2 separate regions of the Homo sapiens genome follow, and region 2 is linked to region 1. A link is an interaction called in ENCODE POLR2A ChIA-PET data of the cell type or tissue named here. Cell type or tissue: K562. All regions are shown on one strand. Region 1 overlaps CELA3A (chymotrypsin like elastase 3A). Region 2 has its middle 14 kb from the start of ALPL.

What was found. ChIA-PET counts read pairs that join two places held together with the same protein. Peaks named below come from ENCODE experiments on the same cell type or tissue, not always from the same donor. Only the 100,000 strongest peaks of a DNase experiment are listed, where the experiment ranks them.
Region 2: POLR2A ChIA-PET joins it to region 1 with 5 read pairs; 2 of 35 experiments call an interaction of 5 or more read pairs at or near these places.

The regions. Positions count from the first base shown.
Region 1 is chr1:22,003,097-22,007,096 of GRCh38, forward strand. CELA3A (chymotrypsin like elastase 3A) reads left to right here. Exons shown (of 8, transcript NM_005747.5): 3 at 2,351-2,448; 4 at 2,566-2,700; 5 at 3,782-3,918. Among named protein-coding and RNA genes, the nearest start is that of CELA3A, 3.4 kb to the left of the region's middle. In K562, a CTCF peak has its summit at 2,246 (motif pointing left); no DNase peak of the experiment used is centred here; H3K27me3 peaks cover 351 bases.
Region 2 is chr1:21,493,829-21,497,828 of GRCh38, forward strand. No RefSeq gene overlaps it. Among named protein-coding and RNA genes, the nearest start is that of ALPL, 14 kb to the right of the region's middle. In K562, no CTCF peak of the experiment used is centred here; a DNase peak (open chromatin) is centred at 2,308; H3K27me3 peaks cover 1,496 bases.

The DNA.
Region 1 (4,000 bases):
AATAGCAGCTGCCCTCATTCCCACCGTGGGCTCTGGACCCTAAGCTCTAATGGCGTGGCATCCAGCCTTGACACCATTGCTCCCTTTGCAATGTCCACTTCAGCTTCCAAAGACCAGGCAGCCCTTGGACCATCTACTTCACGGGGAGGTTTTGCCCGTTTCATCTGTAACCCTCACTGGGCTATTTGCAACTTAAAATTGGAATCGGGGGTGAAGGAAATGCTAAACTCAAGGAGTTGGCACACTGATGGTGGAATTTCAGGCACTGTGTTGACGAAGTGAGATTTTGAGAGACTCATTTCTAGATTCCTAGGATGATACTACAGGGCTTTGAGGTCTGAAAGCAATAAGGGAGTGAGGGATCTTGTAAGGCCAGTGGAGGGAAGCTCAGAAGGCTGGACTTGATGTGCTGTGGCTATTTAAATTTAATTAAATTAGGCCAGGTGCGGTGGCTCACGCCTGTAATCCCAGCTACTCAGGAGGCTGAGGCAGGAGAATCCCTTGAACCTGGGAGTTGGAGGTTGCAGTGAGACAAGATTGCACCACTGCACTCCAGCCCCGGGCAACAGAGTGAGACTCTGTCTCAAAAAAAAAAATTAAATTAAATTATTATTACTATTATTATTGAGACAGAGTTTCACTCTTGTTGCCCAGGCTGAAGTGCAATGGCACAATCTTGGCTCACTGCAAACTCTGCCACCCGGGTTCAAGCAATTCTCCTACCTCACCTCCCAAGTAGCTGGGATTACAGGCACGCGCCACCAAGCCCGGCTAATTTTGTATTTTTAGTAGAGACAGGGTTTCACTGTGTTGGCCAGGCCAGTCTGGAGCTTCTGACCTCAGGTGATCCACCTGCCTCGGCCTCTCAAAGTGCTGGGATTACAGGTGTGAGTCACTGCACCCAGCTGAAATTTACTTACATTAAAAATGTTAACAATTCATTTCCTCAGTGCTTTTTTCTTTTCTTTTCTTTTCTTTGTTTTTTTTTTTTTTGAGACAGGGTCTTGCTGTGTTGCCCAGGCTGGAGTGCAGTGGTGTGATCTCAGCTTACTGCAGCCTTGACCTCCTAGGTCCAAGCAATAATCCCACCTCAGCCTCCTGTGTAGCTAGGACTACAGGCATGCGCCACCATGCCCAGCTAATTTTTATACATTGTTGTAGAGATGGGGTCTCACTATGTTGCCCAGGCTTGCCTCGAACTTCTGAGCTCCAGTGATCCTCCTGTCTTGACCTCCCACAGTGCTGGGATTATAGGCGTAAGCCACCATGCTTGGCCTGCTTGCCACATTTCAAATGTTCAATAGTCACATGTGGCTAGTGGCTACCATATTGGACAGCAAAGATATAGAACATTCCCATGATTATGGGAAGTTTTATCGGAGAGGGTCAGCAGGCTTATTCTGTAAATGGCCAGAGAGTGAATATTTTAGGTTATTTGATGGTTTGGATAGTAATGACTTGACTGTGCCATGGTAGCATGAAAGCAGACACAAACAATACAGAAATGAATGTGACTATTTCCAGGACATCTTTATTACAAAAACAGACCAGAAGCCTGATGTGCCCCACTGTCCACAGTTTGCTAACCCTGGTCTAGATGGAGCTTTTGAAAATCAGAATGTGTAGGAAATGGGAAGAGAGGCAAAGAACTCATCAGGGTGAGCTGTGCTTCAGAAGGCTCAAGAGGCCTTGAAAGAGCTGAGGTTCAAAAGAGTCAGGGGGGCTGGGCGCGGTGGCTCACGCCTGTAATCCCAGCACTTCGGGAGGCCGAGGTGGGCAGATCACCTGAGGTGAGGAGCTCGAGACCAGCCTGGCCAACATGGTGAAACTCCGTGTCTACTAAAAATACAAAATTAGCCAGGCACGACGGCAGGTGCCTGTAATCCCGGTTACTGTGGAGGCTGAGACAGGAGAATCGCTTGAACCCGGGAGGCGGAGGTTGAAATGAGCTGAGATTGCCACCATTGCACTCCAGCCTGGGGAACAAGAGCAAAACTCCATCTCAAAAAAAAAAAAAACTCACAGGGCGAGGGGTGCGTGATAGAACAGAGGGCCTTCAAGGGCTGTTAAGAGACAGAAGGTAGAGAATGTTGGGGTCCCCAGGGAGGTCATAGTGCTGGTGTGGGGAGGCTTTGGAGAATCAGAATGTGACCCCCATGGAAAAGTGATAGGGCCACCACGGGCAGCTGCCCAGGTCGCAGGTTGTATGCTGCATATTTCAGTGGGTGCTCTCGTTTTCCATGTGAATGGCGCCCTCTAGAGTTGCACAGTGCACAACCTATACAGCCATTGGTGGCAACTCTCATGGTGGGGCCCAGCCCACTGAGGCCCTTTCCTCCTGGGCCACCAGGTTTCCCTGCAGTATGAGAAAAGTGGAAGCTTCTACCACACGTGTGGCGGTAGCCTCATCGCCCCCGATTGGGTTGTGACTGCCGGCCACTGCATCTCGTGAGTTCTCTACCCTGTCCCTGCCTGTGGCCCTGGGCAGCGGGGGAGAGTGGGTGATGATGGGGAAGGAGGGAGGTGAGCCAGTCAGGCCCCGACTGACCTCACCTCTGCCTGCAGGAGGGATCTGACCTACCAGGTGGTGTTGGGTGAGTACAACCTTGCTGTGAAGGAGGGCCCCGAGCAGGTGATCCCCATCAACTCTGAGGAGCTGTTTGTGCATCCACTCTGGAACCGCTCGTGTGTGGCCTGTGGGTGAGTGAATGCTCCGGTCTGGAACCCAGGGGCTCCTCTACTTGTCCCTCCATGACCCACAGCCAAGTCTGAGTAGGCTCCAACTCTGAGTAGGGACGTAGGGACATAGGGACATAGGGACAGGGGAGCTGAGTCCAGCAGCCTGTGCCCAGGTCCCACACACTGAGGATTGAAGCCAGCAGAGCCTTTAAGGACCATCACCACCAAACCTGTCTCCCTACAGAGGGGATGGCAGTGTTCAGGGAGGGGCAGGAACTCTGCCAAGGCCACTTGGCTAGTGGCTTCAGAGCTCAGGGTTCCTCTGGCATCCTTCCCCCATATCCGAGGGTTTCTCCATTCAATAGATGGCTCACCCAGTGCATCCTGGGCTCCCAGCACTATGGGCAAAAGGAGGAGCACTGGGCTGAGAGTCAGGCTCTGGCATTAACTCTGTGTATGGCCTGAGCAAGTCACTGGCCTTCTCTGGGCCTTAGTTTTGCCATTTGTCAAAAGGTGACCATGAAGTTGGGCTTCCTGGGTGGTGTGAAGGCCAAGGAGACAATCTTATGCCTTTCAAGTGTATGAAAAAATCTTAACAAATATTAGCCAGGCGTGGTGGCATGAGCCTGTAATCCCAGCTACTGGAAAGGCTGAGGCAGGAGAATCACTTGAACTCGGGAGGCGGAGGCTGCAGTGAGCCAAGATCATGCCACTGCACTCCAGCCTGGGCAACAGAGCGAGACTCTGACTCAAAAATAAATAAATGAATAAATAAAATTCCTCAGCCTTAAGAACGATTTGGGCCAGGTATAGTGGCTCATGCCTGTAATTCCAGCACTTCAGGAGGTGAAAGCAGGAGGATCCCTTGGCCCAGGAGGCTGCAGTGAGCTATGATTGTGACACTGCACTCCAGCCTGGGCAACAGACCGAGACTCTGTCTCAATAATAATAATAATAATAATAATAATGATGATGAAAGAGTGGATTTGGAGGGTAAAGAAGTTGGGGCATCTCAGAGGTGGAATAGCCTGGAGCAACGGCTAGAAGGTAGGACTTGGGCCGGCTGGAGGACCAGGCCCCGTGACTGTTCCCTCCTCCCCAGCAATGACATCGCCCTCATCAAGCTCTCACGCAGCGCCCAGCTGGGAGATGCCGTCCAGCTCGCCTCACTCCCTCCCGCTGGTGACATCCTTCCCAACAAGACACCCTGCTACATCACCGGCTGGGGCCGTCTCTATAGTACGTGCTGACTTCTCTAGCTGGCCACAGAGACAGTGGCAGAAAGACAGGGCCTGGGGGCTGCAGGTTGAAGGTAACACCA
Region 2 (4,000 bases), 510 kb before region 1:
CAGGCGTGAGCCACTGCGCCTGGCCGAAACTAAGTTTTAAGATAATTCAAGGGGCAGTGGTAAAACAGAAAAGGTCTTCTACCCAGAGAGAGAGAGAGAGAGAGAAAGAGAAAGAGAGAGGTGAGGACTTGGGGCCACCAGTTCCATTGTTGAAGACTCAACTCCCAGCACCAAGGTCCGCTTTAGACCTTAGACTCCCAGAGCATGGTGAGACCCCGTCACCCACCTCTTCTATGTAATTAGAAATGTCAACGACACTCACCCACAAACACCTAACATGTATGCCAACATTGAAAGTAGTTTATACTTCGGGATTGCTAACTTACTGAATGCAAAATTTTGCATAAGATGGTTGAATGGACTTTTGTTCTTGGGTTTTGTATAGATTTGGGGGTTCTCCCACTTTCCTGCCCTCACTTTTTAATAGTAAACACTGGTTCCTAAGGAAGGGTGGGGCTATGACCTGGCCCAGCTCAGGGGCTGCCGCTGTACCCAGGCTCAGAGTGTGAACGTATCAACTGCAGGCTCACTCTGCTGTCAGTCCCCTGCTGGTCTGTTAGCCAGTCAGTCAGTAGCCTGTCCCGCCTCTTTGGCACCAGGTAGATTCCCACGCAGGCAATAATCATCAGAGTTTTCTCCCCACAGAGCCCCTGCACTGGGGATACTGGAAAATCAGGAAACAGTGACTGACCTCACAGGTGCAGAAAACGGCCCAATAATAGGGAACAAAGTAGTCTCTCATCGGCTGGGCATGCTGGCTCACATCTGTAATCCCAGCACTTTGGGAGGCCAAGACAGACGGATCACCTGAGGTCAGGAGTTCGAGACCGGCCTGGCCAATATGGTGAAACCCCGTCTCTACTAAAAATACAAAAATTAGCCTGGCATGGTGGCACGTGCCTGTAGTCCCAGCTACTCAGGAGGCTGAGGCAGGAGAATTGCTTGAACCCAGGAGGTGGAGGTTGCAGTGAGCCAAGATTGCACCTCTGCACTCCAGCCTGGGCGACAAAGCAAGACTCCATCTCAAAAAAAAAAAAAAAAAAAAAAAAAAAGTCTCTCATCCATTGTCATGACACACAGTAGCAATGAAAGACACATTCCCAGACTGGCAGAGCAGGGCTGGGCCCCAGACCATGCCTCCTCCAACCTTGTCATTTTACAAATAAGGAAGTAAGAGTTCAGTGTTACTAGTGGCTCACACAAAGGAGGGCCGGGGTGTGTGTGCATGTGTCATTGAATTACGGATGAAAAAATCTTCATTGAATCAGAATAGAACTTTGTTGTAAGTTTGCTGGAGCAGAGAAGAGGTTGGAACCAGGTCTGGTTGAGCTACTTAGGCATGGTGCAGAGACCGTGGGGTGGAAAGAGCTGGGGAGCGGGTACCTGTGGTGGATTCTGACCCACCTCTGTTCATGCAAATGGCTGCTTGGTCTATAAGCAGCCTCTATCTAAGCAAGTACAGAAGCACTGAGATTGGTACTCCTTTGGAGGAAATATTTTGACGTGCCGTGACCAGCCCAGCTCTGAGGCCTGGAGAGAGCTCCCTTCTGCCTGCCCAATTCTGGGGAATGTCCCTTTCTGCCCTCAGGGATGCAGTGCCCACACTCTGGAGCTGGTGGCCATAATGGTTGTCTCTACAGACCATGTTGAGCAAGTTGCTTTCTGTCCCCTCTCTCCTAGGGGGAGGTCAGGTGATACTGGGACACGGAGAATATTTGAGTGTGAACCATCCTTAAATGGAGATGATTCTGTGCACGCTCCAGGCGCACACATGGGCACATGCCCACTCACATGCCCACAGGGCTTGAAGCAGGAGAGGTACGGGGGTGGGTGGGTTGTGTCTTCTCTCCATGGAGAAATAAAAAAGTTGGATGATTGTGGCTCATGTTACAGAGAAATAAGGAAGTGAATTTTTGGGGTAGAACATTTTTTAGTAACACAAAACTAATATTTGGATGGGGGAAATTGTGAGACTATGACTGGAAATTCCGGGGATCTCCATTGGCTTAGGAAAGCTCCATTCGGTCAGGCTTCTCCCGTACTGGAAGCGGGAACTGGAAAGTCAGAGACTGAAGCTATTTGCCTGGTGTCTTGGGCTGCAGGTGTCTCTTACCTCAGTTTCTCTCTCAGTAACTGCTCTCTTCTCTCTCAGCTCCTCAGATTCCACCAGCTAACCTTGACCCTCAAGACCCAGGAGAATCTGATCTTTCATCCCTCATGGCCAACAACTGCCCTTCCCTGACTTTCTTAGTTCAGATTCTGATTGTGAATCTGATTGGCTCAGCTCCTCCTTTTGAATCAGGAGACAAGACCAGGGATTGGCTGAACCCCATCTAGTCAGCTGTGGCTAGAGGAGTGTGTGTGTGTGTGTGTGTGTATGTGTGTATGTGTGGTGTCCTGGGATGGCTGCTTAGTGCAACAGGTGTTGTGGTAGCTTCCCCAGCATCAGGGAACCTGCAAGCAGGGCCTCTAGGTGTGTCTAAGTTTGTTTTTTGTTGCTTATAATAGAATATCTGAAGCTGAGTAATTTATAAGGAAAAATAATTTATACCTTACAGTTATGGAGGCTGAGAAGTGCAAGGTCACGGGGTTGCATCTGGTAAGGGCCTTCTTGCTGGTGGAATCCTGAGGCAGTGCAGGGTATCACACGGCGAGGGGGCTGAGCATGCTAGTTCAAGTCTCTCTTTCCTCTTCTCTTCTTTAAGAGACAGAGTCTCGCTCTGTCACCCAAGTTGGAGTGCAGTGGTGTGATCATAGCTCACTGTAGCCTCAAACTCCTGGGCTCTAGAGATCCTTCTGCCTCAGCCTCCCAAGTAGCTGAGACTACAGGAGCTGACAACTACATCTGAATTCATCTTCTTCTTCTTATAAAGACATCAGTTCCACTTGTATGATAACTCATTAATCCATAAATGGATTAATCTGTTCACGAGAGCAGAGCGAGCCCCTTATGAGCACTTCTTAAAGGCACCACCCCTCAATACTGCCACATGCAGGATTGTCAACCTTAATCTTGGAGGGGACATTCAAACCGGAGCAGCGTGTGTCCTCTTAGTTGTAGAACCAAGGAGCAAAAGTAGTTTGTGGCAGAGGGAAGTAGGATAACTGAATTTCATCATCTGGGGGCGGGGGATTGGGGGTGTCTCATCCCATTCACAGGCCAGTCCCCTCTTCTTTGGGAGCTGCCATGTTGGCACTGCATGATCCCGCCCCTATCCATGGTTGATTGGACCAGGAGTGGACCAAGCTGGGCCAATCCAATGTCTTTGGGAGCTGCCATGTTGGCATCGCATGATTCAGCCCCCATCTGTGGTTGATTGGACCAGGAGAGGACCCAGCTGGGCCAATCCAATTGTCTCTCCTGGGCACTGGGATTGCAATGCACTTGCTTGGGGAGCCCTGGGGAGGCAAGGTCCTGCTGCAACAACAAGGAGGAGGAGAAAATGGGTCTACAAGCACAGACGAACAAAGCAGGCACAGAGAGAAGAAACTCAGAGATAGGAAATGGGTTGGACTGGTAACTGATCAAATCTCTGCTTCCAGTCTCTTCTGGAGTATTGGCTGCCTTCCTGCCCTTGGCTGTCATGGACGAACCCCCCTTTTAATAAACTATTCTCTTTGGTTATGCCAGTGGAGAGGTTTTCCATTACCTGCAACTAAATTTTTCATTAATATAGATATCCAATAAAATAATGCTCATAAGAGCAGGTATATCTCTTCCAAGGGACTTACAGGTATTATTTTACATAAACTTCCCAACAACCCTCTGTGGAAGTTGTTAACATTCCCATTTCACAGATGAAGAACTGAGGCACGGAGAGCCTCACTTGCTCAAGGTCAAGCAGCTACTGGAGCCAGATTTGAGCCCAGGTAGTCTGACTTCAGAGCCTGGGCCACAGTCCATCACTATAGACCTTTTCATTTGCAACTGCTAGGAGATGAGGGCTCAGGCCTTCGGAGCCCACCCCATCACGCGCTCACTCTAGCCCTGCAAGCACAC